Regions from separate parts of the Homo sapiens genome. Here all the other regions are linked to region 3. A link is a loop called in an ENCODE intact Hi-C map of the cell type or tissue named here. Cell type or tissue: endothelial cell of umbilical vein. All regions are shown on one strand.

Evidence for each region. A loop is a pair of places that touch in the nucleus more often than their neighbours do. Peaks named below come from ENCODE experiments on the same cell type or tissue, not always from the same donor. Only the 100,000 strongest peaks of a DNase experiment are listed, where the experiment ranks them.
Region 1: it touches region 3 in a loop (6-fold over the local background); 5 of 110 quality-filtered maps call a loop at or near these places.
Region 2: it touches region 3 in a loop (5-fold over the local background); 6 of 110 quality-filtered maps call a loop at or near these places.

The regions. Positions count from the first base shown.
Region 1 is chr15:39,247,400-39,249,899 of GRCh38, reverse strand. All of the region lies in intron 1 of LOC105370777 (a long non-coding RNA gene), which reads left to right. Among named protein-coding and RNA genes, the nearest start is that of LINC02915, 2.0 kb to the left of the region's middle. In endothelial cell of umbilical vein, no CTCF peak of the experiment used is centred here; DNase peaks (open chromatin) are centred at 272, 1,439 and 2,099; H3K27ac peaks cover 2,500 bases.
Region 2 is chr15:39,361,497-39,363,996 of GRCh38, reverse strand. The region is part of intron 1 of LOC105370777 (a long non-coding RNA gene); the gene reads left to right. Among named protein-coding and RNA genes, the nearest start is that of LINC02915, 110 kb to the right of the region's middle. In endothelial cell of umbilical vein, no CTCF peak of the experiment used is centred here; a DNase peak (open chromatin) is centred at 956; H3K27ac peaks cover 2,500 bases.
Region 3 is chr15:39,299,957-39,302,456 of GRCh38, reverse strand. All of the region lies in intron 1 of LOC105370777 (a long non-coding RNA gene), which reads left to right. Among named protein-coding and RNA genes, the nearest start is that of LINC02915, 51 kb to the right of the region's middle. In endothelial cell of umbilical vein, no CTCF peak of the experiment used is centred here; a DNase peak (open chromatin) is centred at 1,516; H3K27ac peaks cover 1,986 bases.

The DNA.
Region 1 (2,500 bases), 53 kb after region 3:
AAGATTTGAGAGCACAAAGGGGCCGAGCCCCAAAAGTTTGCGAATGGCTGAGCTAAGAGAAGAGGAGGAGGGAGTGTTCCACAGTGAATAAACAGCCTGTGTAAAAGCCCTTCCCTGGTATACGACTTGTAGTTTTGAGGATATTAAAGAAGTCCAATGTGGTTGGAACATAGAAAGTGATGGAGAGAGAATATAATATGCAGAACAATGGGTAAGCAGTGCCATATTTGAGAGCAATGACTTAATCTTAGGTCAGTGGGAAGTCACTGAAGGGTTTTAAGCAGGTTGGAATTGATGAGATACATGTTGAGAGAGGAAGGAAAAGGAAAGAAGAAAGGAAAAGAATGGGGGGACACAGAGAAGGGAGGTCAGGAGGCTTTTGGGGAAAACTTAGTAAGCTATGAGGGAGGGACAGTAGGGCTGGATAGAAGAGGATAGATGTAAATAATATTATGGAGAATCTAGAGGACTTGGGTTTGATTGTCAGTAGAGAGTGACTTGTTTTGTAAAAGAAGGAATGAATTTTCTCATGGTTTTTTAGTCATACCACTTGATTTTAAATTCTAGCGCTAATTCTGTGACTGTGAGCAAATTATTTAAACTCCATAAGCTACAATTTTCTCATCTGTAAAAAAAACAGGAACAAGAGCCACAATTTCATATGGTTGTTGAAGTTATTTTAAAATGCACACATATCTAATATAACTGGATTATCGTAATTATTTATTTGTTTCCCTTACCTTCTCTTTAACTCTCTTTCTTACCATTTTAAGATGGAGGGGGGAAGTTGGCAGTGTTCTTCAGGAAACATAAATTCTTGGGAAGGGAGTTTGGACACCATATGCAAAATCTCCTCCTGTGATTCCTCTACACACTGGAGGTGTGCTTTCCTCAAGCACTTGAAGCAAATGTGTTCTCTAGTCTCTTCTCTCTCTCTCTTTTTTTCCCTGAAGACTACTCTGTCATTTAAGTTCAGTTATTTTTGTCTTACCTGCTCACTTTGGACTTGAAACTTTGTCCCGTTCTTCTTGTTCCATAGTCTGATTCCTACTATTTTTTTCCTTCACCTTTCTCTTCCCAAAGTCTTAGGCTAGCCTTCTCTATTTCTCAGCTTTGTCATGCCCTTGACTTTGCAAGATTCTCTTTCCTGGCAACCACCATCTACAGACAAAATATTAATAACTTTGGAGGAGTTAGGACAGAGGCATTAAAATTATTGTAAATAAAGCCAGATAGTCCTTTTGACTGGGTCCTGAACTACCTTCTGTTATTCCTACAAGTATCTTTTGAAAGGCTGTTCTCAAATGCGTTGACTTGAGAATTTAGAGAAATATTCTTTCGGGCTGAAGGGAAAAGAGACAGAGAACTACAAGGTCACAGGACCATGACAATATGTTGCCTTTTGCCAAGTGGCCCTTATTAAACAGCCTAGGAGGTGAGTGGAGGAGAGCATGGGTCTGGCAGTCTGCCCTGGGACAAGGAGCTTTGTCTGCACGCAGGTTCCCAGCTCACAGACGGTCCATATTTGAATAGAGCCCATTGTTTACCACTTGGGTGGAAAACAGAGGAAATAGGCAATGAGTCAGGCACCCACTTGTTTCAAAAGGAATTTTTAAAAGAGTTTCAGGGAAATCTAAGAGAAAAATAGAAGTTTGAAGGAAGATGAAGGAGACAAGGACAAACTGAGGGCTGCTGGATGCTAATGACATGCTTTTCTTTGCTGATAGCCTATCATTCTGGGTCTGTGGGTTCCAACCCTGAACCTGAATCCAACAGGAAAGGTACTTCTGGAGAAGAGCTTCCACTCTGGGGAGGCATTCTGACTAAGATCTAATCTGAAGTAGTTTGGAGTAAATTGATCTGCCTCTTTTCTCCATTTAAAGGACATTTGCTAAAAATGCCTTCTTCTTCAAAGGGCCCGCAGAACAGAGAGAGGGGATTACAGTGTGTATAATTTTTGAAATATGGTAACTGATCAGCAAATGGCATAAACTTAGATCTTATACAGGTCCTGTTTTCTGTGACATGATTTCCTGATCTGCAGATGCCCTGACTGACATTCCGCTTTCCTATGGCTCAATGCTTGGTGTAGAAATGGTCTTTCCATTTTGTCATCTCATTTGGGAAAAAATGCATGATAGTGGAATGAATGCCACAGAAAGGAAGGAAATGAGTTGGTGTCTATGGCAAAGACTCAACTATGTTCTGCTGAAAGCTCTGGTTTGCAGTCCAAACTTGATATATTATCTATTTTTTTTAATTTTCAGAAACCTTATTTTTTTCCCCAAATTTGGAAAGAAAGGAATAAAATTCAGATATTACAGAAAAAAATCTCAAGGAAGCAAGTAAAAACAACCTGTAATCTGATCCCCAGAGATAACCAACATAGTATAATGCTGTATATCTTTTAATATATAAAATAGTAAAATATGTGTATATATGTATATATAATTAATGGAATATTTTATACATTCTTGTTAGTAACCTAAATTTTTCATCT
Region 2 (2,500 bases), 62 kb before region 3:
TCCTGAAACTTGACCTTTAGTGTTTAATGTTGCTTCATCATCAAATAAAGTTTGAACTTTTGACCTGGTACTCATGGTCCCACGTGTCTGATCCCAAACTCCTGGTCATTCTTATTTGCTGCTACTGCTCCTCATGTGCCCTTTCTCCAACTGAACTATTTGCTCTCCCCAGTACATGCCTCCTATTTTCTTGCCTTCATGCCGATGTTCGTGCTGTTCCCACTATTTGGGGACCTGAGGAAAATTGAAAAGTGTATTAACAGCTATAGCGGGATATGGAGCAGAAAGTTTATAGGGGAAGAATAAGATTGTCCATCAGAACGTTTGGAACCCATTGGAAGAGAAAATGTGAAACACCCTGAGCCCTTCTTTACTGCACGTGCTCTGGCATGATGCCATTATCCTTTCCATATGGGAAGACTTGTCCTTGAAAGTTCACCTTTTGAATGTGCAGAGACTCATTTTTGTTCTTATTTGTCTGGGGTGTGGGAGAAAGGGGGCGGCACGGAGATGGTGTTGAGAGGGCAGGAGTCACACAGATCATGTGTTGGGCACAGGCGTGCTAAAGCCATCTGTTTCTCTTTGGATAGTCATCCAAAACCTTTTAGGCATTTGCCACCCCACACCCCACCTCCCAAAGCCAAAAGCTTGCGCATATGCCCCAAGGAATAGGATCCCAGGAATTTACCTCATGTTTATAATCCTATAATCTTCTTGGGTGGGGAGGAGAGAATGGGAAGCCATTGGAGTTATTCCTGAATATGACCAGGCATTTGGGGTCTGAATGTTTTTGAGAAGTCATGAGAGAAAAATGTGAAAAGAAAATACGTATGGGGCAATATTCACAAACTCTGATTTTTTCCATGACCCCTTCTTTATTTATTTCCTCCTTTTTTGTTTTTCTTGTGCATTTTGTAGGATAGAGTCTTGGCTCTATTTCAAGCACATTGCAGAGGAATGGTGGAAAGGGATTGCGGTTAGCTAGGTTATCCTGAAAAACAACAAAGAAATTGAATACTCAACTTGGCAGTGGCCCAGACGTCTTCCAGTGGATAGTGGTCTGCTATAAGCACAAAAGACCCACGCACAGGGGCTTGAAAATGTGGTTAGGCCTATTTACTTTTCAGCACAGAAGGAAATTAGAAACAGAGGTCTGGATTGCCACTGAGAGGCAATTTTGAGTTAATTAATGAAGCGAGGGAATCCAATGGCAGTAACAGAGTCAGTTTTCCACTTTGGGCCTGGAAGCAGGACCTCAAGTGATTCTAGTAATCTGAATCTTGTGTGGCTGCCCAGGGAGCTGTCTGCCATTTCAACACACCTGGCTGCAACATTGTAGAATGCAGACCTCCTTACCTGTTTTTGTATTGTGCTGTCACTAGTGGTTAGAAAATATTTTGCGAAGGTAGCTGTACAGTGACAATGGCACTGAGAAATATTTACATGTTAATTATGATGACAGCAGTTAGGGTAATGGTTAAATGTTAGAGAAAAGTCATAAAGACCAAGACTGTGAAATAAGATGACAATATTGATACTGACAGATAAATCTTAAAATAATCTTTCTGCTAGTTGGCAAGTTCACTATAGATAGAGGTCGTGTCTTGCCCAGCTTTGAGCCAACAGTGCCTAGCACACTGAAAGCGTCAATAAATGAATGAAACTCTTCTCATTTGTCTCCTGGCCCTTGAATTGTCCTCTTACAGATGTGAATCTAGTGGTTAAACTATCTTTTTTTTTTTGAGACGGAGTCTCACTCTGTCATCCAGGCTGGAGTGTAGTGGTGCTATCTTGGCTCACTGCAACCTCTGCCTCCCGGATTCAAGTGATTCTCCTGCCTCAGCCTCCCTAATAGCTGGGATTCCAGGTGTCTGCCACCACAACTGGCTAATTTTTTTTTTTTTATTTAGTGGAGACGGAGTTTTACTATGTTGGCCAGGCTGGTCTCAAACCCCTGACCTCGTGATCTGCCCGCCTCATCCTCCAAAGTGCTGGGATTACAGGCATGAGCCATCATGCCCGGCCTGGTTAAAATATCTTTAAAATGTCTTTGAGAGAATATTTTATAGCCAACTCAGTAACTTCTACTCCCGATGCTTATATTCTTAAAGCATTCATTTTGCATTTTAACCTACATCCTACCTGCCGTTATTCAAAACTTTTGTTTTGTTCCGTCCTTCATGAAACTAAATGTCTCCATCTTCCATATAAAGTGGTCTCCTAAGTTAAGTAAATGGTCCAAGTGAGCCACTGCTGTCCTCAAACAGTGAGAGGACCCAGCATACATGAGTCACAAAGCCACATGAATGACAGACACACACATACACACACACACGCATAATGTGTTCTAGAGAAGCAACAATGAAAAACATGTACATGACTATGTGGATGTTTCCTTGGCTAGTATGTTTTTCTGTTGATGCTTTGCTTCTAAATAATATTGAGCTCCTAATCTTGCATAATAGTGTAGCAACTTTTTAACTTTTAGGGGTTAGTTTTT
Region 3 (2,500 bases):
CAGTTTATACATGAACATCTAGAATGATATATCTGTTGATTCCCGTATTTCTTACCAGATGATATATTTTATTCCTTGTATCTGCAGTTCCCAGTGTAGTAGGTATTTAATGCATTATTGAATGAATGAATACTATTATGATTTCTTTCTTTCTCTTGGCCAACTTCTGTCTCCTCATTGTAAGCATTATTAGCTTTGTATTTATTTTTTCACTCTCTTTTATAAACTGTTGGCTATTAAAGAGAACAATTTCATAGAGTTCATTTCAGTGTGATTTTCTTTTATTTTGGTCACTGCATATGGTCTGGACATGGGTCTTCAGCATCGCAGGGCATGGGATGAGGGTGAGAGAGAGAGCGAGAGAGAGAATGCATCTGTTCAATAAATAGAGTGAAGGGTAAGGATCACACAGACTGTGGCCCATATCCTTCTGGGGTGTGGACTTGGGCATATTTGAGACTTTTTACTATTAATACTAATCACGACCGCAGCCCACTCTAATCCATGTGCCATGACCATTGGTGAAACTCTGAAGTCAAGACCTTAGTGAATCATGTCCTAGTCTGTTGGGCAATACCTTTATTTTTGGATTTGGGTTATTTGTAGATTGCCCTTTTTTGGTATAAATGAGCAGTACTGTTTATTTCCATTTTGCAATAAAAAGCTACTGGCTATTTAGCCAGAAAGCAAATATTTTCACTCTGAATTGCTTTCTGGACATTTTTTCCAACAGTGTTTGATTTGAAGCTGTGAAACACATTACTCCCCTTCCCTCCTCCCATCCCCTGCCCCTGCCATTTCCTCTTAGGTGGATCAAAACCAGTGCTTCAGAAAATAAAGCCAGTATTCTTTGATTGCTCCTTTACCATATGAAAGCATCAGAGAGGCTGAAATAAATGCCTGTTTGGTCCCAAAACACTGCCATCCAGGAAAATCTGCCAGCCAACCAGGTGTTCCAGAATATTTTGCCTGAGGGCCAGCCTGCCCAGGAACTGGCATTGAAATATGTCTGGGCTTTGGTATTTTCTGTGCAGCTTAAAGTGCTACCTTTGGGCACATTTATTGGGATGCATAAGAAATAGTGTACAATCTGCATAGTGATAAAGTTTTGTGTGTCTTAGACATGTTCTCCAGTTGTAGAATATTTCTCTTACAGACCTTTGGATCCCTCAGTTTCTTTTTTAAAGTTAATTTTGTATTTTTCCACCTGAATGTCTTCTCCACTCTCCATTTATTTAACTAAATTTTTAAATCTTGTTTGTTTCCTTATCCACTGAAAACTTTACCCCCAAACCTTTACCCTTTACACAGTAACATACCTATCCACTCACATACACGCACACCACCACTCACCCACCAACACACCAAAACAAATTGTAAAATCTTAAACTTAAAAGTTTAATTTCATTTCCAGCTGTGATTTACTATCAGTAGCCTGGTTGTCCTTTATTTTAGTCATTTCCAGCCCTGCCTGGCTAAACTCAAGTCGCTCAACTCCTGATTGACTCATAGTCTAGGTATTTGGTAGGAAGATTTTAATCTTTCTTTTTCATGTTGGTGACATTTCCTAGTTGTGCTCTGCCATTCTTTAGGTAGCTGATAATGGGGCTTTTTTCTTTTTAATAATAGCAAATAAGAACAGTATAATTAAAAAAAGAATGAAAGAAAAATAGTAATTTCAGAAAGAACCAGTATGAACATAGCAATGAATTGCAAATTTGTAAAAATAACTTGGGTATTAATATATCAGATTCCTGAAAAGTGAGTAAATGTTTTCTTCTCATTTTTTCCCAGTGTCTTCTAAGTAGAAGATGAAGGATGCTTTGCAGGTGACTAAAATGCACTGCCTTGTTATTACAGGGAGCGGACTCAAACCTTTCAAATATTTTGAGTGGTTGGAAAGAAGAAACACAAAACAATTCTATTTTCTGAGTTTTAAAAATGTCTGAACCCCTGGAAGACCCAGCCAGACCAAATCTGCTTTTTCTCCTGGATCCATAATGTACAGTGGTAAATTAAAGGCTTCGAGAAGCTCTGTAGTAAAGAACTCTGTTTAACTTGATGTTTTACACATTCATTAGACCATGAGATTCTCTTCTTGTAGAATAAGAATCAACATCTCATAGAAAATTTCCAGAGACCACAGTTAAAGAAGGGTTCTCTGAAGCCTTTTAAAAGCAGAGAGTAGGCAGCCTGAGGTACCAACTCTGCAGTGTGATCAGCAGAGGAAGACAGAATTGGGAGAAGCAGCAGAGGTCTATGGCTTCTAACTGGAACCTAAGGATAAAAGCACAAGAGATGCTGAGTGGTGAGCTTCTGCCCACAGAGGGGACAAGATTGAGGGAGAGGAAAGGGGCTGAGATGTCCCATGTGACCCGAGCAGGCATGCAATAAGCTCATCCCTCAGTTAAGCCAGGTTTTTCCAACTTTGTTGGATATTTGAATCATAGTTGTTTTGTTCTGCCATAAAGACAATTGACTGAGTTTTGATTTCCCAATG